6 separate regions of the Mus musculus genome follow, and regions 1, 2, 3, 4 and 5 are each linked to region 6. The links are chromatin loops, found by intact Hi-C in ENCODE. Cell type or tissue: heart. All regions are shown on one strand. Each heading gives the region's core, and the rest is flanking DNA. Links, peaks and the distances in the headings are about the cores only.

Evidence for each region. A loop is a pair of places that touch in the nucleus more often than their neighbours do. Peaks named below come from ENCODE experiments on the same cell type or tissue, not always from the same donor. Only the 100,000 strongest peaks of a DNase experiment are listed, where the experiment ranks them.
Region 1: it touches region 6 in a loop (2.5-fold over the local background); 2 of 42 quality-filtered maps call a loop at or near these places.
Region 2: it touches region 6 in a loop (3.0-fold over the local background); 14 of 42 quality-filtered maps call a loop at or near these places.
Region 3: a loop joins it to region 6, with 2.2 times the contacts of the local background. A loop is called at or near these places in 4 of 42 quality-filtered maps.
Region 4: a loop joins it to region 6, with 7 times the contacts of the local background. A loop is called at or near these places in 26 of 42 quality-filtered maps.
Region 5: it touches region 6 in a loop (4-fold over the local background); 2 of 42 quality-filtered maps call a loop at or near these places.

What each region holds. Positions count from the first base shown.
Region 1 is chr12:69,731,348-69,736,371 of GRCm38, reverse strand. The region is part of intron 1 of Dmac2l (distal membrane arm assembly complex 2 like); the gene reads right to left. Among named protein-coding and RNA genes, the nearest start is that of Dmac2l, 8.9 kb to the right of the region's middle. In heart, for the core only: a CTCF peak has its summit at 2,683; no DNase peak of the experiment used is centred there; H3K4me3 peaks cover 360 bases; H3K27ac peaks cover 452 bases.
Region 2 is chr12:70,908,889-70,913,912 of GRCm38, reverse strand. It overlaps Gm32664 (a long non-coding RNA gene), which reads right to left. Exons shown (of 4, transcript XR_381658.4): 3 at 4,938-5,024; 4 at 4,133-4,317. It overlaps Gm46355 (a long non-coding RNA gene), which reads left to right and starts at 1,759. Exons shown (of 2, transcript XR_001780623.2): 1 at 1,759-2,155; 2 at 3,163-4,460. It overlaps Gm10457 (a long non-coding RNA gene), which reads right to left and starts at 2,026. Exons shown (of 2, transcript XR_003950189.1): 1 at 1,151-2,026; 2 at 1-981. In heart, for the core only: a CTCF peak has its summit at 2,664 (motif pointing right); DNase peaks (open chromatin) are centred at 2,702 and 3,502.
Region 3 is chr12:70,343,973-70,348,996 of GRCm38, reverse strand. Trim9 (tripartite motif-containing 9) reads left to right here and starts at 1,383. Exons shown (of 14, transcript NM_001286388.1): 1 at 1,383-2,650. The coding sequence starts at 1,829. In heart, for the core only: CTCF peaks have their summits at 1,625 and 2,752; a DNase peak (open chromatin) is centred at 1,546; H3K4me3 peaks cover 2,448 bases; H3K27ac peaks cover 1,042 bases; H3K27me3 peaks cover 2,288 bases.
Region 4 is chr12:70,427,917-70,432,940 of GRCm38, reverse strand. No RefSeq gene overlaps it. Among named protein-coding and RNA genes, the nearest start is that of Tmx1, 23 kb to the left of the region's middle. In heart, for the core only: a CTCF peak has its summit at 2,202 (motif pointing right); no DNase peak of the experiment used is centred there.
Region 5 is chr12:69,959,828-69,964,851 of GRCm38, reverse strand. Atl1 (atlastin GTPase 1) reads right to left here. Exons shown (of 15, transcript NM_178628.5): 14 at 4,290-4,304; 15 at 767-1,624. The coding sequence ends at 1,514. It also overlaps the pseudogene Gm3086. Among named protein-coding and RNA genes, the nearest start is that of Gm52003, 10 kb to the left of the region's middle. In heart, for the core only: no CTCF peak of the experiment used is centred there; a DNase peak (open chromatin) is centred at 2,181.
Region 6 is chr12:70,231,802-70,236,825 of GRCm38, reverse strand. It overlaps F730035M05Rik (RIKEN cDNA F730035M05 gene), which reads right to left. Exons shown (of 5, transcript NR_045174.1): 2 at 4,642-4,777; 3 at 3,895-4,031; 4 at 3,505-3,655; 5 at 2,661-2,994. Among named protein-coding and RNA genes, the nearest start is that of Gm38467, 2.8 kb to the right of the region's middle. In heart, for the core only: CTCF peaks have their summits at 1,395 and 2,269 (motif pointing left); a DNase peak (open chromatin) is centred at 1,425; H3K4me3 peaks cover 511 bases; H3K27ac peaks cover 432 bases.

The sequences.
Region 1 (5,024 bases), core at 523-4,522, 500 kb after region 6:
ATAAGGTGGAAATGTAACAGGGCCCCTTAGCAAAACTGACTCCTTGATGGAAGTACCATTCAGGCCATAAAATTCAACATGTAAACAGTATCACCTGCCAAAAGAAAAACAAAGACCTAATCCATCAAAGTCCTTAGTTCTGGGAAAGTCTCTAAATGTGCTAACCTTGTTTTCTGGCTTCTGTAGTTCTGCTGCTGGCTAACTCTCCTTTTACCCGAAGCACATCAACTCAGAACATGGGTTTTGTGCTGAAAATTTCACTCTGAGAAAGGCTCAGGGTAACACTGGGATCCCAAACACCCAGTGTAATCACCGGCTGGCTAATAAAGACTTTCTATTGGCCTAAACCCATGTCGGAGTAGTCTTTTCTGGTGAATACTACACAACAGAAAGTGACTGGAGAAGACACTCCATACTGACCCTGGCCTCCACATACAAGCACACGTGTGTGAGCACAAAGGATATGGACAGAGGCAGGCACACACACACACACTCACACACACACACACACACACACACACACACACACACAAGAGCAAGACTGCTATTGGCTCAGTTTCTTTTCCTTTGTTTTTCAAATTCTAAATATGAAGTGTTGGTAGGACTCCTAAGGGAAGATGACCAAGAGAATCATTGGAATTAGAGTCACAAAGTGTTAGAGCTGGAAGGCACTCAGGTCAGCTACACGAAACCTCTCATTCAGTGATGGGGAAACTAAAGCCTTGATATTAAGTAACATGCTGACACTCTAAATCCTTTCTGGAACAAGGTGGGGCATTAATAAATGCATGTGCCTAAAGGACCTTGCTCAATGTCTCTAAACTAATGTGTGTCAGTGTTGCATTTGAACCTAGTACTCTTTCCTACCTGTCAGGGCTCTGGATGATTGTAGAACAAGAGAGAGAAGGTTTAAAAGGTGCCGGAGTGGGAAGCATTTTAAAGCCAAGGACATGGGTTGCTGGGGCAGTGAACCAACGGATGAGACCTCAGGAATACCTTTCTCAGGCCTCTCTTGTTTCCCCTTTCCTCCTGTCTTTCCCCAACCCCTCCCTCTTTGGCAGTGCTGGGAACTGGGCAGAGGGCTGAGTATATTAGGCAAACACTCTACTACTCAACCGACGGCACCCCCGAGTCTTCATCTTCATCTTCCTTCCAGGGCTGTCCTCATCACCACAAATCTCCACCTCAGCTACATCCCACAGCCTTGGCCTTTCCGGATTTCTGTCAAGCTCTCTCCACCTATATCCATCTTGAACAACTTGTGTGTTGCCAATTTTGTTTACAAAGCTGGGCTTTCTCATCCCCTACTCAGGCTAGTGCCTGTATTCATTCCACCCTGACCTCGTTTGTGAAAAATCTTACTCAACCTCTCATTTAAACGCCACACCCATCCATCCATCCATCCATCCATCATCCATCCATCCGTCCATCCACCCACCCATCCATCCATCCATCCATCCATCCATCAGTCCATCCATCCAATCATTCATCCATTCATAAATGCTCACTGAATGTGTGCTGTACTGAGTACAAACTAGCAATGATGAGGCAAAGCAGCAACAAGGAAAGTGCAAAGAAAGATCCCACCCTGTTCTCTTACAACCCATAGTTTCATGGAGAAGACAGATGACATGAAAATACAAACATCTAATATGGTTCCTTAAGGCATGGATTATGCATGAGAGCCTAAAAAAGGGGAAGGCTTCATACCAGATTTTTTTTTTTTTGAGATAGGTCTTAAACAGTCTTTAAAAGTTTTCAAGCATCATGTCCCAGCACTTGGGAGGCAGAGGCAGAAGATCTGAGTTCAAGGCCAGCCTGGTCTACACAGTGAGTTCCAGACCATTCAAAACCACACTGTGAGATTCTATACCACAAACTGAGTTTTCTCTCTCTTTCTTTTTTCTTTTTTTAAGATTTATTTATTTACTTTTATGTATGTGAGTACACTGTAGCTGTACAGATGGTTGTGAGCCTTCATATGGTTGTTGGGAATTGACGTTTTAGGACCTCTGCTCACTCCAGTGGGCCCCGATCGCTCAGGCCCAAACATTTATTTATTATTCCACTCAATCAGGCCCAAAGATTACAGGTGGTTGTGAGCCACCATGTAGTTGCTGGGATTTGAACTGAGGAACTTTGGAAGAAGCAGTCAGTGCCCTTATCCGTTGAGCCATCTTGCCAGCCCACAGAGTTCTCAATCAGGAAGGTTAAGAGGGAGGGGAACAGGCATGGAGGGTAGGAGCAGGCAGAGCTAAACAAGCTAAAACCACTTATTTTCTTTGCCAACATAATGCAGAAGTTTACAGTATCTGTTGGTTAGTAGCCTTCAGTGACTGCCTTAACTGGGGTGGAAAGGCCAAGCCAGAGAAGCTGTTACTAAGCAGGTGAAATACAAAGTCTTTGAAAACTCAATACTTTGTTGGTTTCATTCGTTTTTCTAATCGAACTTAGATAAAGGCAGGGCCAGACTTATTTTAGCTATTCCAAAGACATTAAATGTTTTCCCTAAATTGAGTTAAAATTTAAAAATACATTTATATCTAGAAATAAAGTTTTAAAAATTTGGAAGGTTTTTTCTTTCTTAACTTCAGCTTTGCTACCGTTATGACATCGGAGAACTACTTCCTGCTTGAAAACAAGCAGTGTGGCCAGTAGGAATGCTTTCTACATGGAAAGAGGAGACCTCTAGTGGTGAGTTAGTGAATATAACTCAAGTTAAATCAGAAAACTAGAAAATAGTTGTCTCTATATGCTATATACAATAAGTAATTTAGAAATTTAAATTATAAAAGAAAACACACTTGTTTACTATCAGAAGAAATACTAAGTTTATAACAGTGTTTCTAACATTTGCAATTATATTTGTGAATTAATTAAAGGCCAGATCTCTACACACACACACACACACACACACACACACACACACACACACACACACACAGAGAGAGAGAGAGAGACAGAGACAGGGTTTCTCTGTATAGCCCTGGCTGTCCTGGAACTCACTTTGTAGACCAGGCTGGCCTCGAACTCAGAAATCCACCTGCCTCTGCCTCCCGAGTGCTGGGATTAAAGGCGTGCGCCACCATGCCCGGCTTCCCTGCTTTTCTAATCTGGTATGACTGGGCGAAGAAAGACCCTTTCTGCCTATGGTCTGTTATGATTGACTCCTGGGGATTATCCTACCATAATGTGCAAAATTTCCTGCAGATCAACATGAAGATGGAACTTTCATGAAATAATGCTGTTTGGATGAATTAATGATTTTATACAATTCCTCATTTGATTCAAATAATTTTAGAAAATTAGAATAGTTGATAGAAAGTTTAAGAAGAGGGTTTTTAGGGCTGGTGAGATGGCTCAGTGGGTAAGAGCACTCGACTGCTCTTCCGAAGGTCCAGAGTTCAAATCCCAGCAACCACATGGTGGCTCACAACAATCCGTAATGAGATCTGACTCCCTCTTCTGGAGTATCTGAAGACAGCTACAGTGTACTTACATATAATCAATAAATAAATCTTTAAAAAAAAAGAAGAGGGTTTTTAGTTGTTTTGCTAGAAATATAATGAAGCTAGAATCAAGAATGGAATGTGCCCCCTCCTCATAGAATAGTAAGTAAAGGCCGCATGAAAAGAAGTGCAGTGAGCTTTCACATGTTACAAGTACATAGAGATATGAGATTTTCAAAAGTGGAAAGTAGAAAAGGCTTAAGGATAAGAGGCTTTTGGGTGTAGAGCACAGAAGGTTTAGACATAAAAGTCTTGGGGATCTTATTTTGTGCAGTGGCAGAAGTTGTTACATGTGAGAGAATTCGGAAACCAAGTGTGCCACTTTGGGGCCATTAAGCTATATTGGGGACTGTAACCTTCCCCCACAGCCTGAAGCAGGCTGAGCAGGCTTGACTTGTCACTAGGAGATCGCCTGGGGTGGAGCCTGCCTCCCTGGATCACCCTATTGTTCTGCCACAGCCACTGCTACTACCTGCTGCCTAGCTGTTCTGTAGCCTACACGTGGTCACCTGCAGCTGGACTCCAAAGATGATTCGGCAGGAATGGGCCCCCCCTTCTTCATAAGGCGTGTTCCCCAATATTAAAATTGAGCTTTGATCAGAAAGTCTTGACTTAGCTCCATTCTTTCTCTCATTGCCTAGATTCCCTCTTTTCTTCCAGATTCCAAGGTGCCTTCCAGGCTCGAACCCTGACATGTGAGCCACTGGCTGGCCTCAACAGGGGACTGCCATTTGCAGTAAGATACCTAGGCTTTAATGAGATGAGTCCAAGAAGAGAGGAAGTGTCATATAAGACCCAGGAGGATCTAAGGAAGCAGCAGGACTTCCAGAAGAGACAGAAGCTACAGGGTCACAGACAAGAACTCAAACAGCCATCTTTATGAAGGTTAAAAGAGAGGTATATACAATGTATCTTTACCACCATCTTGATTAAGATGACCACATGGCATAAATCAACTAATGCAGCAATCCTCCCTAGTTTTACTGGGGCCTCTGTTTATCATTGCATTGCCTTTGTAGATTACAGGGACCAAAACAGGCCTCTAAAATATCTTGGGTTAGGATAGATTTTTGTGTTATGATAAATTTCTAATCTTATACAGGTATATTAAGATTAACACAAATTCACTTGGTGATATATGTCTAACTACTTATATATTTGCTAATCTTATAAAAATTAACTTGTAGACTCTTAAAGATAATTAAGACGGGCTAGAGAGATGGCTCAGCGATTAAGAGCACTAACTGTTCTTCTAGAGGTCCTGAGTTCAATTCCCAGCAACCACATGGTGGCTCACAACCATCTGTAATGGGATCTGATGCCCTCTTCTGCTATGTCTGAAGACAGTGATAGTGTACTCACGTGTATAAAAAAATAAATCTTTAAAAAAAAGATAATTAAGACATGCAAGTTAATGCTCAGACACCATTAAAAAATCAAATTCTGCCGGACAGGTGGTGGCTCACGCCTTTAATCCCAGCACTTAGGAGGCAGAGGCAGGTGGATTTCTGAGTT
Region 2 (5,024 bases), core at 543-4,542, 680 kb before region 6:
GGTCACCATGGATTTGAGGTTACCACGGGCTACAGAGTAAGACTCTATCTCAACAAAACAAAACAACAAAAAAGCCAAACCCTTTCTCTGTCTGTCAAACAGATTGGAATATATTCCTTCTTCCTCTCCCACCATCAAAGGCATGCATTTACACTTCTCTCCCTGTCCCCTGCTTCAGCATGTCTATACACATACACCATCTATCTCCTGTGGCTGTACCAGTCCTGGCAAGATAGGAGTGGAATTTAATCTGCATCCTTTCTCAGACACACCCAAGCCTGACTCTGCCAGTCCTCAGCGCCCAGGCTCCCTGCTGCCCTCTGCTGGCGGGGGTGTTCATTTTCTTTTCAAGTCCTCCCTACTTGCATAAGGCACGTTAGGAAACCTAGAGTATCTGCAGTGGGTGGCTGGTAAATCTCATTTTGCAAACAGGAGACTATTAGGATTGCATGAGGGAATCACAGGCCCAGTGCTTACATTAGGTGATGATATCTTTCCCAAGAAACTGCAAAATGTGGTATAGATGCAAGAATAAATGGTTGGAAATATACATCTGGAAATGGGGTAGTCAGAACCCATACCTCCAGATGAAACCGTAGTAGTTAAGAAACCAAGGAAAACTCCTTTGGACCCTACCTCAGTGCCGTCAATGACCATTTTAGCCCCCAGTGAGACACGGGCCTCTCCACTGAGGCACTTTCTGTTCACCAGGCTGCTTGCAGGTCTGTGCTGATCCTGATAAGTGTGAATGGGTAGAGGAGTGTGGCTAGGGTGAGGAAAAAATTGTCCTTAGAGAGGCATGCTGATGAGAGTGGAGGAACTGTAAGTCACCTGCAGGGACCACAGTACTTCTTTGCTGCTGGAGAGCTTGGCCACAGAGGGTGAAGGAGACGCTCGTACCAGAAACAGTTTCGAGATCTCAGGGTACTTTGCATAGGCCACCAAAGGGCTGGAGCTCCCGCTGGAAGCAGTGGAGAGGCCCTGGAGATTTCAGGAAAGGCAGTTCAAAAATGTACACAGATCCCTCTGAGATGGGGAGGCAGATTTCCATGCATCTCCCTGTACATGTGGAGACAGGTTAGGATGACAGTGCAGTAGTTTAAGAACAAGACAATGGTGGCTAGAAGCAGGATGCTGGTGAAATAAATACCTGGAAACATCTGGGAGACCCACATAAGAGGGTCTACTAAATGGCCGACTGTCAAGTATCAAGGATGACTTCTGGGCAGGAGACAAAGCTTAGACAGAGAGCAGTTGCCCAGTGGCTCTGTCTTTAGTTCTCAACACTGAAAAAAAAAGGTTATTTCCAAATTATCTCCAAATTTCTGGCTTAAGGGGGTGAGGGACGGGGCCAGACCGTGGCCTCACAAGCTGATAGGGAGACTCCCAGGCGGAGTTAGTTTAGAAGTGAATGTTGTGATAATGATCTGAGGTGCTCTAAATACAGGGAGGTAGAGGTGACTAGCAGGTATCCAAGGCTGGGGGCTGGGGGGTGGTATGGCTAGGCTCCCTCTGTACTGGGAGACGGCACTGGATAGGTGCAGTTCAAACCATGAAGTGGTTGAAGTCAAGAGATGGAAGTCACGGAGGGCAGTCTGGGAGCAGACCTGGGAAGGGACCAGAGATGCTGCTGGTGGAAGCCAGAAGGGAGACTGGGGGATGACCTTCGAGGTAGAAAGAGCACAGAAGGGCTTGTTGTCATAGCAACGAGTGACAAGAGCTCCCAAAGAGGAAGCATTCGCTAACAGGCAGCGTTCCATCACAGTGTAGCCTGGAAACCTCCTCAAGAGTTTGGTAATGAGGAGGTTGCAGAGGCAGAGGGTAGCAGGTGAACGGGAAATGGAGTTGAGAAAGCAGAGACGGTTGGGATGGATACCTTCTGGGACTGTACGCTAAAGGGAGGATGGACAGATGGACAGAGGGCAGAGAGTCTCTTCTGCTTCTGTGTTTTGATTGTGTGTTGGTTTAAAAAGGAGATCTTCTGTCATGGACTGAGAGGAGGAAGTGAGTTCAGGACATGAACTGAAGGGCGTCTTAACGCGGGTGAAGGGGCGTGGTCCTAAATGGTAGGAAGAGACAGGGCAGCAGTAAATGGTGACTGCAGGTGCGCATGCAACATCGTGCAGGGCAGAAGAAAGAGCGTCAAGATGGGCGAGTGAGTAGAGATGACTTTTGGTTTTTTTTTTTTTGTTGTTGTTGTTTTGTTTTTTTCGAGACAGGGTTTCTCTGTATAGCTCTGGCTGTCCTGGAACTCACTCTGTAGACCAGGTTGGCCTCGAACTCAGAAATCCGCCTGCCTCTGCCTCCCGAGTGCTGGGATTAAAGGCGTGCGCCACCATGCCCGGCTAGAGATGACTTTTAAAGTGAGAGGGGGGAGAGACGTGGTAAGGAGCTCTGGGTACTCTCGCAGAAGACCCGGGTTTGGTTCTCACATGGTGGTTCACAGTTTTCTCTAACTTCAGCTCCGAGGATCTGACCTTGGCCTTTTCTGGCCTCCATGGGCACTGAAGATATGTGTTACATTTGCACACATGCAAGCAAAACATACCCATAAAATAAAAAACAAATAAGCCTTAAAGTGAGAGAGAAGTAGATGCAAAGCAACCGAACAGAGGCACAAAGACTGGAGGTGAGGTACTCAGAGGGTTCTAGTGACCACCAGAGGGCAGTGTGGACCGCAGTGTGAGCACTGAAGGAAGGCTGACCGGGACCGGGGCTAGGTGGCCTTGGGCAAACAGTCTGATCTTCCCTGAGACTCTTTCTCTTTTGGAAAATGAGGACTATAAAAGGACCTCCCTCAGCTGGGCAGTGCCCTTAATCCCAGCACTCGGGAGGCAGACACAGGTCAGTCTCTGTGAGTTTGAGGCCAGTCTGGTATACAGAGTGAGTTCCAGGACAGCCAGAGCTACATGGAGAAACCTGATCTCAAAAATCTAAAACTAACCAACCAACCAAAAGAACTCCCCTCCCAGAAGTGCTTCATGTGTTAAGTAATTTCTTCTGTGTGAATGTGACTGGTAGTGGAGAGAAGCCAGCAGGAAATCAAAGCGCTAAGCCAAGGACAGCCTTTGGGTTTGGTGTCTTTCTCTGCTTCTCACAGGTCTGAAGTTGACTCCGGGGTAGAGGGCCATTCACATATCTTTCTTTACTTTGTCCTTCAAGCATCCAGCCTAGTGCTGGACTTACAGAAGGCCTTCAGCGGTGTGTTAGGTAACTGGCTAAATGAACCACACACAGTCACCATCTACCTCTCCAGACTCCTGACTGGAAAGAGCTCACTGCAAGGGCACCATCCTGACCTCTGCCTTCACAACCCAGGAGTCACCAGGCCAAAGGATGGCCACACAGGACCATGGAATCTATTCGCTGATACAACCTCGTTAGCTAGTCCTAGGCTTGGCCAGGGCCGCTGTGAATGAAGTTCAGGGGGCGTTTCCAAGCCTATCATTTATACATTGACCCCTGGAGCTGCTCTTGTGCATTACTCTCTTCGACCACCAGAGGTCAGGCTGCAGTCAGAACAGGCAGGGCCCAGAAAAGCCCAGCTCTGACTGAGGTCCTCCCTGCCCCGCAGGGCAGTTCATCTAGACCCACCCAGGCTTGCCTAACACCCAATAGTGACAGCAGGATTCCTTTCCTGTTTGTCACCGACGTGAGCAGAAACAAAAGAAGCTACTTGCAATCTGATTACAGCTCCAGAAAACCGTTCCCCTTTCCCACATATCATGCTTGGGAATCGCTCATCTGCCAACCAAGGAAGTGAGGGAGATGCTCTAAGAGCCAATTCCTTGCTTTGCTCACCGTTTGGAAACACAGGGTGGGACCAGGAATCTGTACGCCATGCCATCGCTGCCTCTGGTTTTGTTCACCAGTCCTGAACAGTTAGTGCTGTGAGCGACATCTACCTAGGGCTGTCTCTAAGCTGAGCCTTTGACTGGGGTCCTGCCCAAGACGGAATTATGGTTTCCCTCAGGCCTGTAAACCTCAGAATGTGGGGTTCCGGGAACATTTGAAGACATACAATTGCATTTGGTCACATAAACACCTAGCCGGGATGAAAGAGAATTCTCACTGTCCGGTGCAGAACGAAGACCACCTGGAGCCGTCCGCCCTCCCCACCCACCCTCAGTGCTCAGCGTCTTCTGATCACTTCCGAGAGCTGCTTTCCTATTTCATCCGATCTGATGTGCTTCTGTCTTCCCCAGAGCAAAACCATCTTGTACTGCGCTTCAGCTCTCTGCTCAAGATAATCCTTGCTTGTTGTCCATCGGTGAGGAAAACTCAATGCACAGCACGACCACCCTGGGGCACCAGCAGCTTCCGAGGATGGAATTGGAGGAAAGTTAACACCGAGTAGGCAAAATCCATCCTAAGATCAGCCCCACTCAGAAAAACAAAACAAAACAAAACAAAAAATGTGTAATTTAGGATGAATACAAGTCTCTTCCTCTTCTTGTTCATCTACGGCTAAGTTTTCTACCATAGCCAAACGTTATTATAGTCACTTATCTAAATCCATATGTCTGCTGTTCTACATATCTGATCAGAAGCTGCATAGGGGTGCATGTACACCTGGTCCAGTAGGGTTTCCACGAGGGGTCAGACGGGTGCCTGTATCGCTGCTCTGGTCTGCACCCCTGGAAGACTATGGTTAGTACGTCTATTAGCAAGCTTTCTCAGAGCCTACACTGTGATGATGTAAGAGGAGACCAACCATCAGAAAATAGTAAATAAATGGGTTAGTGAGTCAGAATTGGAGGTTAGGACAGGTGCTATTGACAAGCCTCTACAGGGTAAAGACACAATAGAAGCCAGCTTTAGAACTGGAGGGCTGGCGAGAACTGTCAGAGTAGAGGCGGGAGCGCAGACCAGAATGGAGAGATGGATCATAGGAAGAGTGGAGAGGGGGAGACGTGTTTGTGATCTACCCTACTCACCTGGCTTCCTGGCACGTGGCTACAGAACTTCCACTTGTTGCTAACTTCAGCATTAATTGGGCACCTTTCCTATGCCAGGCCCTGCAC
Region 3 (5,024 bases), core at 709-4,708, 110 kb before region 6:
GGCATGGATGCCCCTTTCTTCTTAAGAATTAACTACTTAACATGAGCAAAGTGTCTTTGGACTAATAGTCTATATATCCTGCACTAATATAGATGATGCCCCAATCAAATCTTAAGAAACACTTTGCCTATAAACAGACTGCATATAACATTAGCAGCTCCGGTCTCAACTAATTAAAATGTGGGTTAGGAATAAACCCTGTAGGATCTGTGACTAACATAGTTTTAAATAACAATGTGAATTTTCCTCCCACACAACCAATGATCAACTACTGTAATCATTGTGCTAAAAAATATATTTGCAAGATAATTCAATTTATTTGTACTATTTCTCCAAAATCAAGATTATAGAAAGTACTTCTTTTCTCTGGGAAAAAAAAAAGTGCTTTTAAATTATAAAGTAAGCTATGAATAATTGTTATCTTCTGGAAATTGAAAATTTGGAAGATCCCACGAACTTGAAAACCATTTTTGTCACTTGCTTCATGAATCACTCGGAAAATTAACTATGTATGCTCCCAAGATAAATTACTTCCTTGGAATGTCACTAGATTCAAAGATTCTCCCCCATTGAGTAGCAGGCTGATATCTTTATTCAAAGATTCTATCATTGTCATCATTTCAAGGGTTATACAGGCAAGAGGCAGGACTTATTATCTCTAGCACCGTTTGGGGGAAAGAGAAATCGGTTAGAATATAAGGGCTATCACTGGATCCCTCGTTATCTTACAGAAGCAGAAATAATATCCCACCCCTCTTCTGGAATTTATGGTAGATGCTAAGGGCATGTGACATTGGATAATATTGTTTGGAATCTTCAGTACCATAGCGATTCGTTCACATAGCTAGTTAACAACCGATAAACACTCAGAAATACACAAACACTGCCTGACTCAACTCAACTAACCTTCCTGGGGCCTCTCGAAAACTGGGGGATGGAGCTTCGGGAGGTTGGGGAGGGTGAGAGGTACCTTTGCTCCAAGGCGTAGGGCCTCCGCACATTTAAAGCATGTAGCGATGGTGGCACAGCTTTTGGGGGAATGCTGAGCCTTTGCCTCGGGTAGGGAAAAAGCTACCAGGGATGCAGAAAGGGGACACTGCAGCCATGGCACACCACCATCTTCCCTAAACACCAGAGATGCGGGCGCTCCAGCTGCTTCTGAGGGTTGGAGAAAAGCCCAAAAGGCTCCAGGAAGGCTCGGGGGAGGTGCTGGCTCTACGCCAGCAGCGGAAGGAGAAGGGGTGGGTCGGCATGCAGACCAAAGCTGGAAGGCAAGCGCCAAGCGCTGGCGACAGGCAGCAGCAGCCCACTCGCGACCGGGAGGGGTTCTCACGCCCCCTGCTCCGGGGTGACTGCACCCGAGCTCAGAAGGAAGCGTGGAGGGGGGTAGGAAAGGATGAATCATCCCGCCCCACTTCTTCTCGGCTTGCGCCAGCCCCCTCCTAAAATCCCGCAGCAGCCAGCAGGCGATGCCGGGGCTCCAGCTCCGACTCATAGAGCCCTCAGCGACCTGCAGAGGAGAGGAGACGGACAAGGCGGGAGGCCAATAAGAAAGCAGCTCTCACGGCCACCGTCCGATGAGCCTCCGCTCCCTGGCGGGGCGGGGCTAGCAGTGGGAAGGGGGCGGACCCGGGCTGGCGCGCAGCGCGGAGGCTCGGTGGCTCACAGAGAGAGCGCATCCTGGGGAGTCGGCGCCTAGGCGACCGGGGAAGGCGCCACCACCGCCGCCGCTGGCCAAGGTGCTGGCCACCACAGGCCCATCGGCTGCTTCGCCAGGTCAGGCCCCCTCCGCCGCAGCCGCTGCTGCCTCGCTTCCAGCCAGGTCCCCATGGAAGAGATGGAAGAAGAGTTAAAATGCCCTGTGTGTGGCTCCTTCTATCGGGAGCCCATCATCTTGCCCTGCTCTCACAATTTATGTCAGGCGTGCGCCCGCAACATCCTGGTGCAGACCCCGGAGTCCGAGTCCCCCCAGAGCCGCCGGGCCTCGGGCTCTGGGGTTTCTGACTATGATTATCTGGACCTGGACAAGATGAGCCTGTACAGCGAGGCGGACAGCGGCTATGGCTCCTACGGAGGTTTCGCCAGCGCCCCCACTACCCCGTGCCAGAAGTCGCCCAACGGCGTCCGCGTTTTCCCCCCTGCTATGCCGCCACCGCCCACCCACCTGTCACCGGCTTTGGCCCCTGTGCCCCGCAATTCCTGCATCACCTGCCCCCAGTGCCACCGCAGCCTCATTCTGGATGACCGGGGGCTCCGCGGTTTCCCCAAGAACCGCGTCCTGGAAGGGGTCATCGACCGCTACCAACAGAGCAAAGCCGCGGCCCTCAAGTGCCAGCTCTGCGAGAAGGCGCCCAAGGAAGCCACGGTCATGTGTGAACAGTGCGATGTCTTCTACTGCGACCCTTGCCGTCTGCGCTGCCACCCGCCCCGGGGTCCCCTAGCCAAACACCGTCTGGTGCCCCCGGCCCAGGGCCGCGTCAGCCGGCGGCTGAGCCCGCGCAAGGTCTCCACCTGCACAGACCACGAGCTGGAGAACCACAGCATGTACTGCGTGCAATGCAAGATGCCCGTGTGCTACCAGTGCCTAGAGGAGGGCAAACACTCCAGCCACGAAGTCAAGGCTTTGGGGGCTATGTGGAAATTGCACAAGGTGAGTCCTATGCAACCCACCCCTGACTCCCCGCGCCCTAGGGTCCTCCAGATTTGCAGCACTCGGTCCCTCCTAGGGTGACAGCGCATCCCAGTGGGGGCGCAGTGCAAGTGCCTTCGGCGTCTGCCTTGAGATCTGGTGCATTGCAGGAGGCTCAGGGGACGTTTGAGGCGACGCAGGGAAGTTGAAGGTCTCCAGAGAGTGGTTGTAGGAATACCTTAGCACGGGTCTCCCTTCCCATGCATTCTGCCTGTGAGCTGGGCCTAAGATGCCCCCTCTTTAGTCTGCAGCCTATCTATGGTCGCCACCACCATAGGGCAAAGCCTACTTGGTTTGACGGAGGCTCGCGGGTGGCAGAGGCCTCCGGGCATGCGCCTCTACAGGGTGGGCTGAGGGCTTGGGAGACTAGGGCAGGTCGGGGCAGTGGGGTTGGGTAGACCTCAGGGGGCTATCTCAGCAAAGGAGACAGAAGCCCTGATGCACAGCGGGGGCGGGGAGAGACTCCGTGGCTGGAATACTGATGAGTTGGCTCTGAGCTGGACCTGACTCTGCTGAAAGAGAAGCAGGTCTGGGTGCCCAGAACTCCTGTGGTCCTATGGCATACAGTCTAGGCCTTAACCCTCGAGGGTGGGGACCTAAGGCTGAAGCAGAAGGACCAGAGTTTTCTGAGCGGTCGCGTACTAAAACCATCCTTCTCTCCAAACCTTTATTCCACCAGGGTTCAAACCTTTTCCCTTTCAGTAGCTGCGTGTACAAACTTTGAGACACCTGTTAGCAGAATTCCCTTTTGGGTCCCCTTTGATAGGGTCTCTCCCCGGGCTACCGAGAAAGAATGCTATTGACATGTTGTCTTGGGACTCCTCTACTCTGATGGCTTCGTGTGATTCTCAGACCATTCTTAGAACATTCTAGCAAAGCCTACTTGACGTGTTCCTCTTGTCCTCTTCCGCTGATTGACCCTGACTCTCTGCTTCTGTGTTTCTTGCTGTTCCTCAGCCAACCCCCGGGACCTTCCCTTGGCCTAAGCCTTTACATTTGTGTGTTCTTTCCCGAGATTCTCTTCCCCAGTGCCTAGACAGGGCAACCCTCCCTTATCTCATTAACTTTGTTCAGACGTGTTAAGCCCAGATGGAGACTGCAATGACCATTTGATGACCACATGCTTCAGACAGTCCTTTGTTCCCCGTTTTATTTTTCTCAGTAGTATTTATCACCATGATAACATGCACATGCTAATTATGCTGGCTTTGTACTTATCTATTGCTCCTTCCCCCACACGTACAAAACAAGATAAGCTTTGTGAGGAAAGAGCTCTTTTTTATTATTAGATATTTTCTTCATTTACATTTCAAATGTTATCCCGAAAGTCCCCTATACCCACCCCTCTCCTGCTGCCCTGCTCCCCTACCCACCCACTCACTCCTGCTTCCTGGCCCTGGCATTCCCCTGTACTGGGGGCATATAATGTTCGCAAGACCAAGAGCCTCTCCTCCCAATGTTGGCCGACTAGGCAATCTTCTACTACATATGCAGCTAGAGACACGAGTTCTGGGGGGGGGGGGGTACTGGTTAGTTCATATTGTTGTTCCACCTATAGGGTTGCAGACCCCTTCAGCTCCTTGGGTACTTTCTCTAGCTCCTTCATTGGGGACCCTGTGTTCCATCCAATAGATGACTGTGAGCATCCACTGAAAGAGCTCTTTTTAATAACATGTTTATGCTGCTTAGAAGGAAGGAGACCACTTTGCAGAGATGTGCTTTAAGTCAACTTTACTTTTCAAGTATACCATTTGGGGGGGGTGGCGTCGGTGGGTGGGCTGCCCAGCATTGTCAAAGGAGAAATTATCTTTACACCACTTTAATTTTGAAAATTAAAAACAATAGTTCTCAGACATGATTTCTTCATAGTGTGATTCTTCATCCAAACTCGTGACTGTAGTCAGGACATAGTTGGTCTAGAGTGGAATTTCTCTACAGAGTATCGAAGAAATGAATGGCCCTGCCTGGGCAAAGACCGTACTGCTACATGTTAATTGGAATGGTATGAAACACAACATGTGTGTTCATGAAGAAAAGCCCCCCTCTGTCCACAAAGACCAAAAGGAACCTTCAAATCTCTGCTAAGCTCCATGTACAGTTGAAATGTCAAGCTGTTTGTTAAGCCCGATAATGCAAATTGTGGGTAGACATTATGGTTGAAAGTTTTATATCTGCTTAAAAATAATGAGAAATGGAATAAATGGCTAGAAGACCATGACTGGATTTTGGCACATTTTTTTCCAGAAAAATAAATCCATTTCAATTTGTTCAGTCAATATCAGAGTGACTAAATGGCCTGGAAAAGTTGAATGGGGAATGATAGATTTTAATACTC
Region 4 (5,024 bases), core at 698-4,697, 200 kb before region 6:
GCTCACACAGATTTTGGTACCAGGAATGGTTCTAGAGCAACAGAAGTACAAAGATGAATCTTTTCAGTACCTAGAATAGCCTTTTAGTTTGCTAATAGATACAGTTACTGAAGCCTCTCCTGGGAGCTCAGAGAGTGCTGAAAGCCCATGGTGTGGCCTCTATTACAAACTTAAGGAGACAAATGCATTTGAGCATGCTAATTCAGCAACTGCGAGGGGCAGGCAGTGCAGCAATGGATTTGGTGACCCTGTGTGTGAAACTTTTGGCTGTTTGAGGAAAAATAAGGAAAATGATGGTGCTGGTTGGTTGCTCTTAGCATCTTTGGATAACTTGACAAAGACCAGAGATGCTCTTCACGACAAATTTAACCAGCTTCTAGCATCTCAGAATACAGTGAAGGGCAACAATGACTTTAGTGATAAAATTGACTGGACTTTCTGTTTACAGCTGGCCATTATTTGATTAGCTGGATCACAGCTGTAAGTCATTCTAGTAAATTTACACACACACACACACACACACACACACACGGAAAGAGGGATTCATTCTCTACATTTTGTCCCTCTGGAGAAGGCTGACTAATACAGGTGCTGAGAAGGTATGTAATGAGTGGTAGCTTAAGTCCACATTGGGATTTTCAACTGTCATAATTTCATTTTCTTTGTAGAGACCTTTAGGGGTTCCACAGATGGACATCCAGACATACACTCAAAGCTTGTGGGAATCGCCGCCTTCCTATTGACCTCCCTTACCTCACTGCCCAATCACAGTGGGCTACTAGAACGATCCAGAACCTGACACCACACACCATATGATACGACAATGGACTATTTAGCCAACTTGATGGGTATCCAGATCCATGGGTAGATACTACAGGTGTCTTCAATGGGATTAACTTCATGTTTAGTGCACTGGAGATTGAACCCAGCACCTTATGTGAGGGAGGCAAGTGCTCCATCCCTGAGCACTTTGATAAGACTTTGAAAGTCGTCTTTCTTGAGATTAACCCTTAAGTGACTGGGTAAAGAACACTGCCCTCCACGTCTCGTGGCCTCATCCTGATGGCCTAGATAGAACAAAAGGGGCTGAAGAGGATAGAAATCTTCCTGCCAATAACCTTCGAAGTAGACCACAGACTCTTTCCTGCCTTGGATGTGAATGGAAGCACCAGCTTTCCCGGGGCTCACACCTGCCAATCTCACACTGGAGTTGTGTTGTCAGATCTCTGGCATCTCAGGCTTTGACTGGGAATGAAGCTAACCTAGTCTCTTCACTCTCCTTAGCTTGCCAAGCACCCTTTTACCCTGCTGGGACGTGCCAGTCTCCATGGCTGACAGCCAGCTCTCTACAGCAAATCTCAATCAATCTGTCTCTCTCCTCTCCTCTTTCTCTCGATCCTCCCTGCTCTCTCTCACACATACACGCCCCACTGCCACACACACACACACACACACACACACACACAGAGAGAGAGAGAGAGAGAGAGAGAGAGAGAGAGAGAGAGAGGTTCTGGAGAATCCCAACACATCTATCTGCCTTGTCTTCTCTGTCTAAACACTGTTCTTGATTCTCTGGTGACCTATTCTATCATTCTTTTAGGAATACATATTTACTTTAAAGAATAATAAGCACAGGCTTGCCCCACCCCCAAGGTTAAGAGATAAAGAGAGGTTCACGAACACTCTGCTTATTAAAAAAAAATCAGTATCTTCAGTGATCACAGGACTTTTGTTTATGCTTTGTTTGTTCCTTGGCCTAGAACTGACCCTACTTTCTGCATGTACTTTGTATGGTATAAAGGCAGCATGGGAAAAAATAAACTTGCTTCAGCCCTTGCTGGAGTCATACGTTTAAAAAAAAAATCAGTATCTTTTCTATTTGTATTTTGAAAACTTAGAGAATATAATCCTGCGTTGATATTTCACTTCCTACTGTGAAGAAGCTAAGGAACTTAGTTAGATGTGGCCTGTAAGCTGTAAAGATCCCTCATCACTCTGGAGATGGTGACAACATTTAAATACAACCATGGAATGGGACCAATAGGATACCAGAAAGAAAAGTTGTAATCGTGGTTCAGTGTCTGGAATTAAGGAATCTTATCATGAATACATTGTTTCTTTCCAAAAAACCTACACAATATTCCTTTGTTTATAATAACTGTAACGTTTTGCTTGTTGTCTTGGCTAATTATGTGGAGCCACTAGGGGGCAGAGGATGGCCTTCTTATTGCACTTAGTTTTAAGGGCTTCATTAAGGAAGGGTTTTAAACGGATTTTAAAATCACATTACAGATGTCATAGACGCACTTGTCATTTCAGTAGTGACCCTGGTATGAGCAGAGAGTCTCCTGTCTGTACCATAGTTACGATATGAATAACAACAGCCAGAGCACAGAGGTTTATGTTAAGTCTGTTAGGTACACAGTGCAGACTAAGAGGGGCCAACGCCTCGGGGTGATTATTCCACACAGTAGCTCGATAGGCAATCTCCATTATCCAGAAGAGGAGACTGAGCTCTGAAGAGGATGTGCAACATGCCCAGGGCATCAGTAAATAGGGACTGGATCCAGATCAGAGCTGTTGGACTCTGAGTCATGAGTGATCCATCTCTGTAGGTCCAGACATGGGGCACATTTTATTTTCAAAAGGGAGTATCACCTTGTCATGGTTTGGTGTCAGGCATATATTAGCTTCAGATCTGATATAATATTTTCAGTGCCAATGAAAAATTAATGAGTTTGATACTTGGCATTCTATGGAATGGAGAGTTTATAAAGGACTTGCGGCCATATAAGTAAGCCAGCCTGTCCTCTCATCTTTCTAACCACATTTAACCATTCTCCTAACACTCATTTCCATTGCACTGATATTTCTAAATAGATAATTATTCAACCAAAGCCAATTTTCCCATGATGCCTCTCTAATCCCTACATTTAAAATCCCATGCAACAGTGTGATGGGAGAGAATTTTGTCGATCTCAATTTAAATGTGTAAAATAAAATACCAGAACTGTTTAGAAAACATATTTCTAAGTCCAAGGTGCTTGTCTTCAAATAACCATATCATACACTAAGAAGACATCCAGCTGACAGAAGGCATTCATGATAATAAAGGGCGTTTCTCTTTATTTCCTACATAGCAATTAATAACTGCGATATATGGGGGGGAGGGGAGAGATTTTTGAAAGCAATGTGGGCTGGGACTATTTTATAAATGTGAGGCAAGGTGATCTAGAATGTTTTCTTTCGTGTGCATATGTATCTGGCTTTACATATTGTTGTTTAATTAATGTTTAAACTTAGCATACAAGGTCTTGGGTTCCATACATACATGTAAGAGGTTCTAATTCGTGCAGGTTTTTATAGTACTACATGACTCAGGCACTGTCTTAGGCTGGTTCTCTGGCTCATTGGTTGGTTTACTGGTTTCTTAAGTTTACTTACTCTTATGTTTCCTCTTGCTCTTCCTCGGACAAAAGAGATGTGTAAACTTCTCAGACCCTTTCTCCTTTTCTATGTATCTCCTAAGCCCTTTGTTTTCCTGCTGAGAAATAGCTGTGCTTTGATTACCTAATAAGTGTCAAGAGCCGTCACCTCTCCATCAGAAATGGCAGTTCCATTTTAACAGAATGGGTACAGTTTTAGCAAAAGAACCAAAAGAAGAGGAGGGTTTTTTTGTTCTGTTTCGTTTTATGTGTGCATTTGTGGTGTTTTTGTTGTTCTTGTCTTCTAAACAGTGTCTCACTATGTAGTCCTGCTGTCCTGGAACTCACTGTGTAGATCAGGCTGCCTAGAACTCACCAAGGTCTGCTGCCTCTGCCTCCCAAGGGTTGGGGTTTCAAGAGTGTGCTACCATACCTGACTTGTTTTTATTTTTGTGTTTGTTTTTGTTTGCTCACATAGTGTATCCTTGTCCCCATTATTCAGGCAAGTAAGATGACAGCAGCTTCACCCAACCATTCGCTTTGCTTTATGAGGTCTGCAGAAGGTGTTCTGGCCTGGAGGACAGTCTTCAGTGACATCAGTCAGGGGACCTCTTCATCTGCTAGGACCTCAGCTTCTGTGTGGGATCCTCTGCACTCAGTTGGCAAATAAGAACTATAAGGATATAACAGATCCCCTGGCACCCTGGCATGACAAGCCTGGGATTGGGCCTTGTCATTCTGCCCTCATTTCACTAGCTTCCACTCAGTTATGTGCAAGCTATGTCCTAATCCACGGCCAGGAGCAAAAAGACATAGAATCTGACTGTGTCTTTGCCACACCCACGGTGGTAGTAGTAGTCTTATAGAAATTACTCTCAGCAAGTCTTTCTTATACAGAATTGATTTTTGATCCCTAGACTGCAGGATTTTTGAGAAATGGCCCTGGGACATTTCACCCCTACACTATGGGCCTTCAGAGCAGTTGTTCTCAACCTTCCTAATCTTGCGGCCCTTTCATACAGTCCTTCATGTTGTGGCAACCCACAACCATAAAATTATCTTCATTGCTACTTCATAATTGTATGCTGCTGTTATGAATCGTAATGTAAATATCTGATATGCAGCATATCTGATATGCAAGCCCTTGAAAGGGTCGTTTGACTCCCAAAGGGGTCACGGCCCATAGGTTGGGGACCACTACTTTAGAGTAACTATGACTCAGTTCTCCATATACACAACAGATCTGCTTGAAGGATCCCAGGCTACTGAAAGCACAGCTAACATCAAACCCTTTACATGCTGTGTTTCCAATATTTACACACACACACACACACACACACACACACACACACACACACACATACACACACACTGACTCTGTCTCCATCCAGCACTCATTGCACACTGTAGTCACGGCTCTTACAGTTGCAGCTGGGATAATAAAACTAGCGCTGCCCTTTTCTTCCTTGCAGTTTCCCCAGAAGACCTGCCCTTACTATAGATCTTAGCGACTTCAGCATATATTTATTATCCTGAAGTTAAAAGTTTTCAGATTTCATTTTATAGTAGTGGCCCTCAACCTTCCTAGTACTGTGACCT
Region 5 (5,024 bases), core at 572-4,571, 270 kb after region 6:
ATTAGTGCGCATACGGCCAGCTGTCTGTAAAGAAGTGTAAACTTCTGTTCAGCTTGTAAGCTTACACACATTCTTCTGTCTCTCTTACTTTCTGTTCACCATTTCTGAGACAGTTAAAAATGTCTGCTTGGGCTCCCGGGTAGATGAGGCATTACCATTCTTCCATTACTAGTCTCTCCTCTGATTTATTTTCCTCTAAAGGGTTTAGTTTCGTTAACAAAATTCCACTAAAGATTTCAGTTATTAGAAATATATTATAGCCAGGTGGTGGTGGTAGTACATACCTTTAATCCCAGCACTTGGGAGGCAGAGGCAGGTGGATTTCTGTGAGTTCGAGGCCAGCCTGGTTTACAGAGCAAGTTCCAGGACAACCAGGGCTACACGGAGAAACCCTGTCTTGAACCACCACCGCCCCCACTGCACACACCCCCCTCCCCAACACACAAAAAGAAATATAGACTCCCTGGTTTACATGAACTGGAAGGATGCTACAGGTAGCAACATGTTTCTAATTTGGGAGGTGGGCAGGGCCATCACAAGTTGAAAGACAGCTTGAGCTGCATAGTAAAATCTTGTCTAAGGAGTAAATAAACTTTTTTTAAAATCAAAGAACTGGAAAGTACCTAATACAATTAGCTTGTATTTAAGATGTATATTTAAGTTTGAAGTGGGATCAGAAATAGTGTATGCTCACACCACCTTGAGCACCCAGTCTTGTCTTGAAATGGTATCAGAAAGAAAATGCACCTTGAACTGAGGCAGAATAGACCTTTCATGCCACACCAGACCTCCCAAGTAGTTCTAGAGCCAGTGAGCATTTGGTTTAATGTTAGGAAACAGTAAAGTTTAATAGTTCACATATTAAAAGAATAAACCTATGAAGAATACATTTGTGGTGTACCAAATGAAAAAATATACAGTGCAGTGAAACTCAAACACATGTACAAAACAATTTTTGTGCATTTTTGATCAAGAGATTTACATTCTATATTCATAAAGATATAAAAGAAACAATGTATAGTTTTTGGTAAAGCAACTTTTAAGCTCTCAAATATGTTTCAAGGTAAGAGCCTGTGGTATGTATAATATTATATAGATTAAAATCAAGCCTGCCAAGTTATACTGTGCTTTAACAAATAGCTATGTAAAATAACTTAAATTTTCTATAGAAATCAAATGAGCATATCCAAACCCAGAGTAATACTACACAATATTTAATTATAACCCAGTAGTAGAACTTAGAAAAGTCAAGCAGAACAAATCTATCCTCAAATTTACAAATACCTGAAATGATAATAGCATATTTAAAGACAGAAATGAGGAAACTGCACATTGACAAATAACCATGCATACATACATCTGCTCATTAAACACTGGAGTAAAGAAGTAAACTGTCCGAGTCCTCGGTCGGGTGTTTGGGTTTCACTCTAAAGGAAGCACTTTGCATGTTTGCATGGAAACAAAAGCTTTGATAGTTAGCTGACAAACGGTCATGCACCTGCATGTTTTTAGATTAAATTTTCTTCTTTTCCGGTTGTTGAGTAGGCTCTGACTTGGGTGCAGGGAAAGCTTGGTGACACAGGTGTCTGTGGGTTGCTGCTGCACTGTAAAGCTTGTATAACGCCTAGAATATAAGAACCAGGGTTAGAAGACACACAGGTCTCATTTCCTTTTTAGCTTATAGTACTATATAAAATTCAGCATGCTGAAGTCATACTTTTCAAATACATTTTTGTATACGGTGTGCATGCATGTGTTTGTGTGTGTGGGTGTATGTGGAGGCCAGAGGTTGTTGGGCATCTTCCTTTAATGCTCTCCACATTATATATGAGGCAGAGTCTCTCACCAGTTTGGCTAGTCTAGCCACCAAGCTTGCCCCAAGAATCGCATGTCTTCTAAGCAGAGGGATTATGGATGGGCCACCACATCCACCTGGCATTTGAGTAGATCTGAACTCAGGTCCTCAGCCTTGGGTGGCAAGTGATTTACCCACTGAGCCCTCTTCTCAGTCCCAAATTGATACATCTTTATATCATCACTCTCTCAAACACTGACTGGTGGGGGCTGAAGAGATGGCCTAGCTGGTTTGAGCACTGGCTGCTCTTCAGAGGAGTTGGATTCAATTCCTAACACCCACGTGATGGTTCCTAACTGTAACCAGTAATCCCAACCCCAAGGGATCTGATGCCCTCTTCTGGCCTCCACTGGGTCTGCATGTACATGGTACACAGACTTGACGTGCAGCTGAATACTCACACACATGTAAAACAAACAGCAGTTCCTACTATCTTAAAATGTAGAACAGTTTCAGGCCCACGGCCTGTGCTGGTGGTTAAGCTTATCAAGGTTTTACTCTCTGACCGAACCTCCTTTATCTTAAACATCTCCTAGAATATAGCCCAGCCCAGCAGCTTTCCATGTCCCAGACGGATATGTGGGCATCTCACCGTGAAGTACTGCCAGTTTTAGACAGCATAGATCTGTAACCTCCTGCTGTAATGTATCTTCCAGAACTGGCTACTTTTCTATGTTACGGGTGTGCTAGGTCAGCTAAAGGCTCCCTCTCCGTGCCCAGCTGGGCTCTCTTATTTCGTGTGCTCCCCGGCAGTGTCTCCACTACTCGGTTCTGACTGCGCAGACTCATTCAGAGCCACCACCTCAAAAAGCCTTTCACCACTGACGTGACCTCCTGATTATCCCTCGTATTACTTTAAAGGTGTTTGAATCCAAAGAATTTTAGGGCCTTTCTTACAAGTTTCACTGTGTGATCCAGGTTAGCTTCAAATTTATGATCCTGCTTCCTCCACCTCCTGAGTACTGGGATTACAGACACGTGCCACTACAGCATGCATTCACATATTTACATATTTCACATTTTTGGGTACTCCTAAGTATCTTTGTTTCTCCCCTCAGCTAGTGTAGAAGAGTTATCCCTCTGTCACATACTGAACACCCAATTCCGACTCATGTATTCTGGAGTGTGTAGTTTTGAATATTTTGAAGAACTGGGTAAAAGCTTATTATCTACTTAGCTATTCTCAAAAACCTTCTGTGATTCTGCATAGGTGTTTCCCTAAAGAGGATTTATTCATTCGTGTACTTCATATATGGATGCTTTGTCTGCATGTATGCCTGCACAGCAGAAGGCGGCATTGAATCCCACAGGACTACAGTTACAGACAGTTGTGAGCTGCCATGTGGGTGCTGGGAATTGAACTCAGGACCTCTGGAAGATGAGCCAATGCTGTTACCCACTGTGTCATCTCTCCAGCCCCTATAGCTGTTTTCCTAACACTAAATATGGTTAGTGCCATGTTCAGATATGTAAACGTGGTCAGTACAGCACGGTGTCACCCTAGTTCTGGCATGCTGCTGCTCCTAGTGTACAGAGCTTAATTCCAGTTCTCTTCAGGTATTAAGTTCCCCTGCCCAAGGTTTATGTACAAGCTGAAGTTTGATTTGTTCTTCTAGTGAAGTTAGTTTACTAAATCACGTCTTTGATGGAATCTACTCAGATTGTACTCCTGCTTGGTTTCACTGCAGAACTGCAGGGGATACCTGTGACGGTCGGTCTTCACCGTCAGCCTTACGGGATTTAGAGTCACTATGGAAGCACCTCTAGGTATGATTATACAGATGTTTCCAGAAAGATCAACTAGGTCAAGAACATCCACCCCGAGTGTGGGGAAGACTACTTATCCCATGGGCTGTGGCCTCAGACTGAATAAAAGGAGCAAACGTGCTGAGCGCAAGCATCCATCTTTCCCTGCTCCCTGCCGGCCGCTGCCACGGTCTCTTCTCATACTAAGCCAACCAAACCTTTGCTCCTGTGTTTCTGCTTGTCCACTATTTGACCAATATGGGGAAACTAAATACTACAACATTGAGCTGAAAACATGAACCTTGTCTACACAGAACTAAAATCAAACACCCTTTAATGACACTTTTGTTCAAATTAAGTCCTACATAATATTTGGAATATGTTAAAAGTTCATACAAATTTACATTTTATTTTTATTTTTTTATTTTTCGAGACAGGGTTTCTCTGTATAGCCCTGGCTGTCCTGGAACTCACTTTGTAGACCAGGCTGGCCTCGAACTCAGAAATCCGCCTGCCTCCCAAGTGCTGGGATCAAAGGCGTGCGCCACCACCGCCCGGCCAAATTTACATTTTAGAGAATATTTTCTAAGATTATGCTCTAAAATATCCTTTAATACCTAGTCAGTTATAAAATAGGAATATCATATTTACAAATAATATATCTGTTAATTAAAAAATGTTAGCTTACCTCATTTGTGCTTCCCTGTAGCAAAGGGAATTTTAAAAGGAAAATGTTATATCTTGCTTAATTCATAATTTTCAACTTCATTTGCAATATCAATTATAAGCATTAAGAAAAAATACTCCTGAAGATTTTTAAGTTTAGATTCCGTATTTTATCAGAATATTTTAAAGAACCCAATTCTGCATTTCAGATAAGTTTTAGCAGTGTGTTCTAGGAAGGTGTTGAGGTTTACACAGGTAACCCATCTTTAGCCTTGTGTGCATGAGCGCTGACAAGAGAGTGAGTAGTTTGGGAGGCAGTGTTATTTCAGCTTGAGTCCTCAAAGCACACAACTCATTAGTTACCCTTCTATTACAGAGTACAGACAGGTGTGCTCCTCACACTGCATACTGTCAGCTACCTCTAGATCACAATGGTCAAAAGCTTAAAACATAAAGTTGTATGGGCTCCTTTAATTTCCCTAACTTCTCACTAAGTAACTGAAGAGACTCTGGGACAGTAGTAAGTTACTGTCTTTCTTTCTTATATATTCCCACTGTCTTTCCTGTCCTTAGTTATTTGACCACCATGCCATGGTGGTCCTGACTCCCTCAGCTGAAGCTAACTAGACCAGCAGAGCCAGCAGCTGGCCCACAGGCAGCTACGTCAGAGGCTGACCACTGGCTCATGCTGCAGCTTAGTGCAGAAGTATAGGTCAATTACAGTCTGAAGTAATCTGATACTTAAAGGGAATGACAT
Region 6 (5,024 bases), core at 311-4,310:
TCGTAGGCTAACAGTCAGACTGAGAAACTGTCCCTCTAGAATACCTGCATTTCTTCCAGGCCGGTTACTCTAATGCTTGTTAGAGCTCAGCAAGCCCTCTCCTCTGTATACAGCCCAGGAACAGTAGTGCCCATAATAAAGATGGGTCTTCTCACATCAGTTACCTTAGTCAAGGTAATCTCTTGCCAACATTTTCAAAGGCCAACCCTAATCTTGAACAGTGGTTCTCAAGTTCCTAATGCTGCAATCCTTTAATATGGTTCCTTATATTGTGGTGATCCCCCCCAATCATAAACCTATTTTATTGCTACTTCATAACTGTAATGTTACTACTGTTATGAATTGTAATGTAAATATCTGATACGTGCCCCCCCCAAGGGGTCTTGACCCACAGGCTGAGAACCACTGCTCTAGACAGTCCCTCACAGGCGTGCCTGGAAGCCTGCTTCCTTGGCATCAAGTTAACAGTTAAAACTAACCATCAGACAACTCAGGTGTCTAACAACAGTAAAACTGTACAACACTTATGCATTAGACAACTATACAATAAAACAAGAGCATATGTTGGGAGGCAGAGGCAGGCGGATTTCTGAGTTCGAGGCCTGGTCTACAGAGTAAGTTCCAGGACAGCCAGGGCTACACAGAGAAACCCTGTCTCGAAAAACCAAAAAAGAAAAAACAAACAAACAAAAAAACAAAAAAACAAAAACAAAACAAGAGCATATGAATTTAACAGAGAAACAAAAGTTGTGCACACAATACTGAATGCATTAAGTCAGAAGGACAGAGACATACTATGAGAGTCCATTTACACAAAACAAAAAGACAAAACCAAAAAATGGACATAAAGTCATTTATGCTACGTTCCGTGCCTTGTGCCTGTGACACTCAGGAGGCAGAAGCACGGGGATTGCGATGAGTTACAGGCCATCCTGGAGTAGAAGACCCTGTTTCTGAAAAAAAAATCGTTTGTAGTACTGGAGACTGGGGTAGCAATGGTCTGTAGAAGAGACAGTGACTAGAAGAAGATGCAGAGGGGACATTAGTTAACAGTTAACCTATACTCACTGTGACACAGACCTAACATTTTACACCATCTGTCTGAAGACATACTCTGTGATATAAATTACCTCCCAAAAGAGAATTTACGAATAATTATACATCATTTATTTTGACCCATCTATTAAATGAAATACCAAGAACCTAGATGATAACATATGTGGTATTTGACACATGATATACTATGTATTAGATATATATAATGTATATTAAGTCCTCATGAGTGCAAAGCTGAGAATACCCGATTAATATCCAGCACAAATATCACCAATTCTTGCTCCCACTTCTGACAAACTTCCAAGCTTGGCTAACAACGTGCTGCATTTCCAGGAATCTCCAGAAGGTGTCCCCATAAGCCCCACTCTGCTGTAGTGCCTAGCCCCTGGCCCCACAGTTTTGCCTGGCTCTTCCCTGAAACTGTACGGGAGATGTTATAAGCGGCCGATTCCCGTGTTCTCGACAGAACGTAGAACAGCGCTGGTGGGGTCCGAGTATTTATTATAACGCTCCGTGGGAAAGGTTTCTCCGTGTTTACTGGCTGCCCGCCACAGCCCCAGGGCACACACTGGCTTCTAGGCAGCTGACCAGGGAACAGAATCAAGAAAACTGCCTCAGTCTGAAATTAGTGCTCCCCTGACAACTAAGACCTTCTTGTGGTCAGGCTAATCATTAGACTCCAGCCCTGAGGGTGAGTTCTCACCAGAGAAACTTTTGAACCCTCCACAGCCACCCACAGCTCTTAATCCCAGCAATGAGTGGGTCCTGATGTCTTTCCCCAGAACTCCCCAGATCTCATAGACATCTGGCCAGTCTGACCAGCTCCCAAATGTGTTCAGACAGGTTAGACATCAAACTCTGAGCATTTCCTAAATCTAGCATAACATATTGAATTCCGATTTTTATTTATTTAATTTTCCCCCAATGCCCGGCATTAGAATAAATTATTTCTTTAGATTTCAATATATTTAGATCTAAGATTTTGAGAGAAGAAACATGCCATCTACTGTATGCTCTGAGTAGAGTAAATAAAAAACAGGAAAGTTTTGGTTCTCTTCTTCTGATTATGGGTCATTTTTGTGGGTGTGAATATCCAGAACAAAGAAAAAAAAAAAAAAAAGCTGCGATTAAAGTTACAGCCACATCCATGCTGAAACCCTGTGTGCATGATGTGGCGTGTTCAAAGGACGAAGTCCTCCACCTGCTGGTCTCAGGCCGCTGCTGCAGCGCATACACACAAAGGTTCCTTAACCTTCTCCTCAAAAATTGAAACAATGTCCGGTGAAACTTCAGAGGGGAAGGCAGCCTCTTGTTTTTATCTTAAACTGGAAATACACTGTGACTGACAACTGGAAAGTGTCATTTAAGATTGAGGAAATAAAGGACAAGCCGTGCAAGTGGTTGAAGATGGAGCAGACACATTCAGAAGTAAAATATCCTGCGTGTGTACAGGGAAGGATCCTTCAGATTCTCAGCTTTGATCCCTGAAAATATAGAGGAATCTACTTTCTGTTTGGATTCCTGTAACTTTTAAGCTGGCAAAGATTACCCTTCCATAGCTAAGCGCTTTACTGTTAAGGTTTTAAAGAGAAGCAAGTCAGAGAGATTAAAATACTTGGCTTTTATGAATCTGGGCTTTTCAAGTCTTTAGATTTGCTTCCTCCATGGAGCAATACTGGGTCTTAGGGAGTCTCTCTGCTTCTTGATTCTAATTGTTGTTGTTTTGGTTTCTTCCTTGTGTCGAGGGGTGGATCTCCAGGCTCGCACATGCTTGGCACATGCTCGATCACTGAGCTCCATCACCAGGCTTGCACATGCTAGGCACATGCTCGATCACTGAGCTCCATCACTAGCCAGGAGTCTCCTGTGTGCAATTGATTGAGTGCAAAGATCAAGTCAAGGTGTGGGTTCCAGGGGCAGTTTGCTTTCACAAAGGTCCTGAGACAAGGAGACAGGAAGGTCAGCCCAGAACATGTTGCATCACAGTGGCCTGTGGAAACCCTGAGCTTACCACACTTGCCACTCCCTTCCCTAGTCAGGATGTGTCCGTGTCTCTTAGCACAGTTTTTCCAGAATTTATCTCCTCATTTGTTCCCTTACACAGTTAAGTGAGGTTGGGGGTGGGGGTTGTTAGTTTCATTTGTTTGTTTGTCTTGTTTCTTTCTGAAGCCCAAATCTTATTGCATTCCTAGTGACAACAGAGGAGTAAAGTCGTACTATGTGTGTAATACAGCTGTGCATGACATGCATATATATATTCACACATGTGTGTATATGTGTGAGTGTGTGTGTATATGTGTGTGCATGCATGCCCTGAGGTTCCTGCCTGGGGTTCTATACCTGCTCGGACTTTTCCCAGGTGTCTTAGTTAGGGTTTTACTGCTGTGAACAGACACCATGACCAAGGCAAGTCTTATAAAAAACAACATTTAATTGGGGCTGGCTTACAGGTTCAGAGGTTCAGTCCATTATCTTCAAGGTGGGAGAATGGCAGTATCCAGGCAGGCATGGCGCAGGCAGAGCTGAGAGTTCTATGTCTTCATTCAAAGGCTGCTAGTGGAAGATTGACTTCCAGGCAACTAGGGTGAGGATCTTATGCCTACAACCACAATGACACACCCATTCCAACCAGGTCACACCTATTCCAACAAGGCCACACCTCCAGATGGTGCCACTACCTGGTCCAAGGATATACAAACCATCACACCAGGATTCGGTATTCAGTCCCTGGATTCTCTGACATGCCCAGACTACCTGATGGCTCTGCTCTAAGCAGGCTGCAGGCTCCAGGCTCCTCACTCCCAAACTCCCTCCACACACAGCCCAGTGCCATCTTACCCCGTCCTCTCCAGATGCTGGGCTCCACAGATTAACTTGCAATTCCAACCTGGGAAGCTCATGACTTCCTTACAGAAAATAAACACACACACACACACACACACACACACACACACACACTCCTGCAAGCATAGCTCCTCGAGGGACACAGAAAAGGCAATGAGAAGAAAATGAACACTGGTTAGTATTACAAAAGGCAGGTTTTCATCTTAGTAATGCCTTTAGCTCTTGGCCACCCATCTCTCTTCCAAACTTAGCTGTCTTGTCAATGCAGTATCAGAAGAGTAAACGGCCAGAGCATTTCCTGATTTTGCGTCATCTGACATTGGGACCCCAATTCTCTGGGGTCACCAAATTGTGTCCTGACATTTTAAAACCATCCATGATCTGAGGGACAGGTTGTACATCTCTCCAGCCTTTCAGAAACTTCCACTGGACCACATCTAACAAGCCCAGCTACTGTACTAAGAAGCAAATTAAATATGACAGGAAATGAAAGCACCAGGAAGTGGGTTTGCTCCAAGATAAGCAGATACACTCAAGTTTAACAACGACTGGTCATGGTCACAGCCAATTACAGAGAAGATAATTCAGACAGGCACCTGTGCTGTGCGCCTGCGGGATATTTGGCAGGCTAATAAACCTAGGCTCTCAGTTGTCATCCTAAATGTTTAAAACAGCAGGGTGTAGATATGAGCCTTGGCTGTCACATTCATACACTGAATGCATGGATTAAAGTGTACTTACTTCTGCTCTCTGAGCATAAAGAGCCGCTCTAATATGACATTGTCCTTCTCCACAGGCCATGTGACCCATATGTGAGGCCACTTTGGGCCAGTTCCCTTGGCTTCAGAACTGATTAAAAGCAGGTCAAAAGGCCAATCTAGAGCACAGAGCAGCCCGAGATTAGAGAGGACAGGGTTAGCTGAGGCTCAGTCAGAACTCAGGCTTACTCAAATCCCAAAGAGCTTGGGGGTGTGAAATCTCTCCAATCGACTTGGGAAGTGGTCTTGAGCAAACCTGAGAACCGCTGAGCCTCAGTTCCCCCTTTGGTAAAGTAGAGAGAGAGGCAGAAATTGTCTCAGTGCACTGCTGAGGGGATCGAATGGAGCAGGGTATGTGGGAACCTA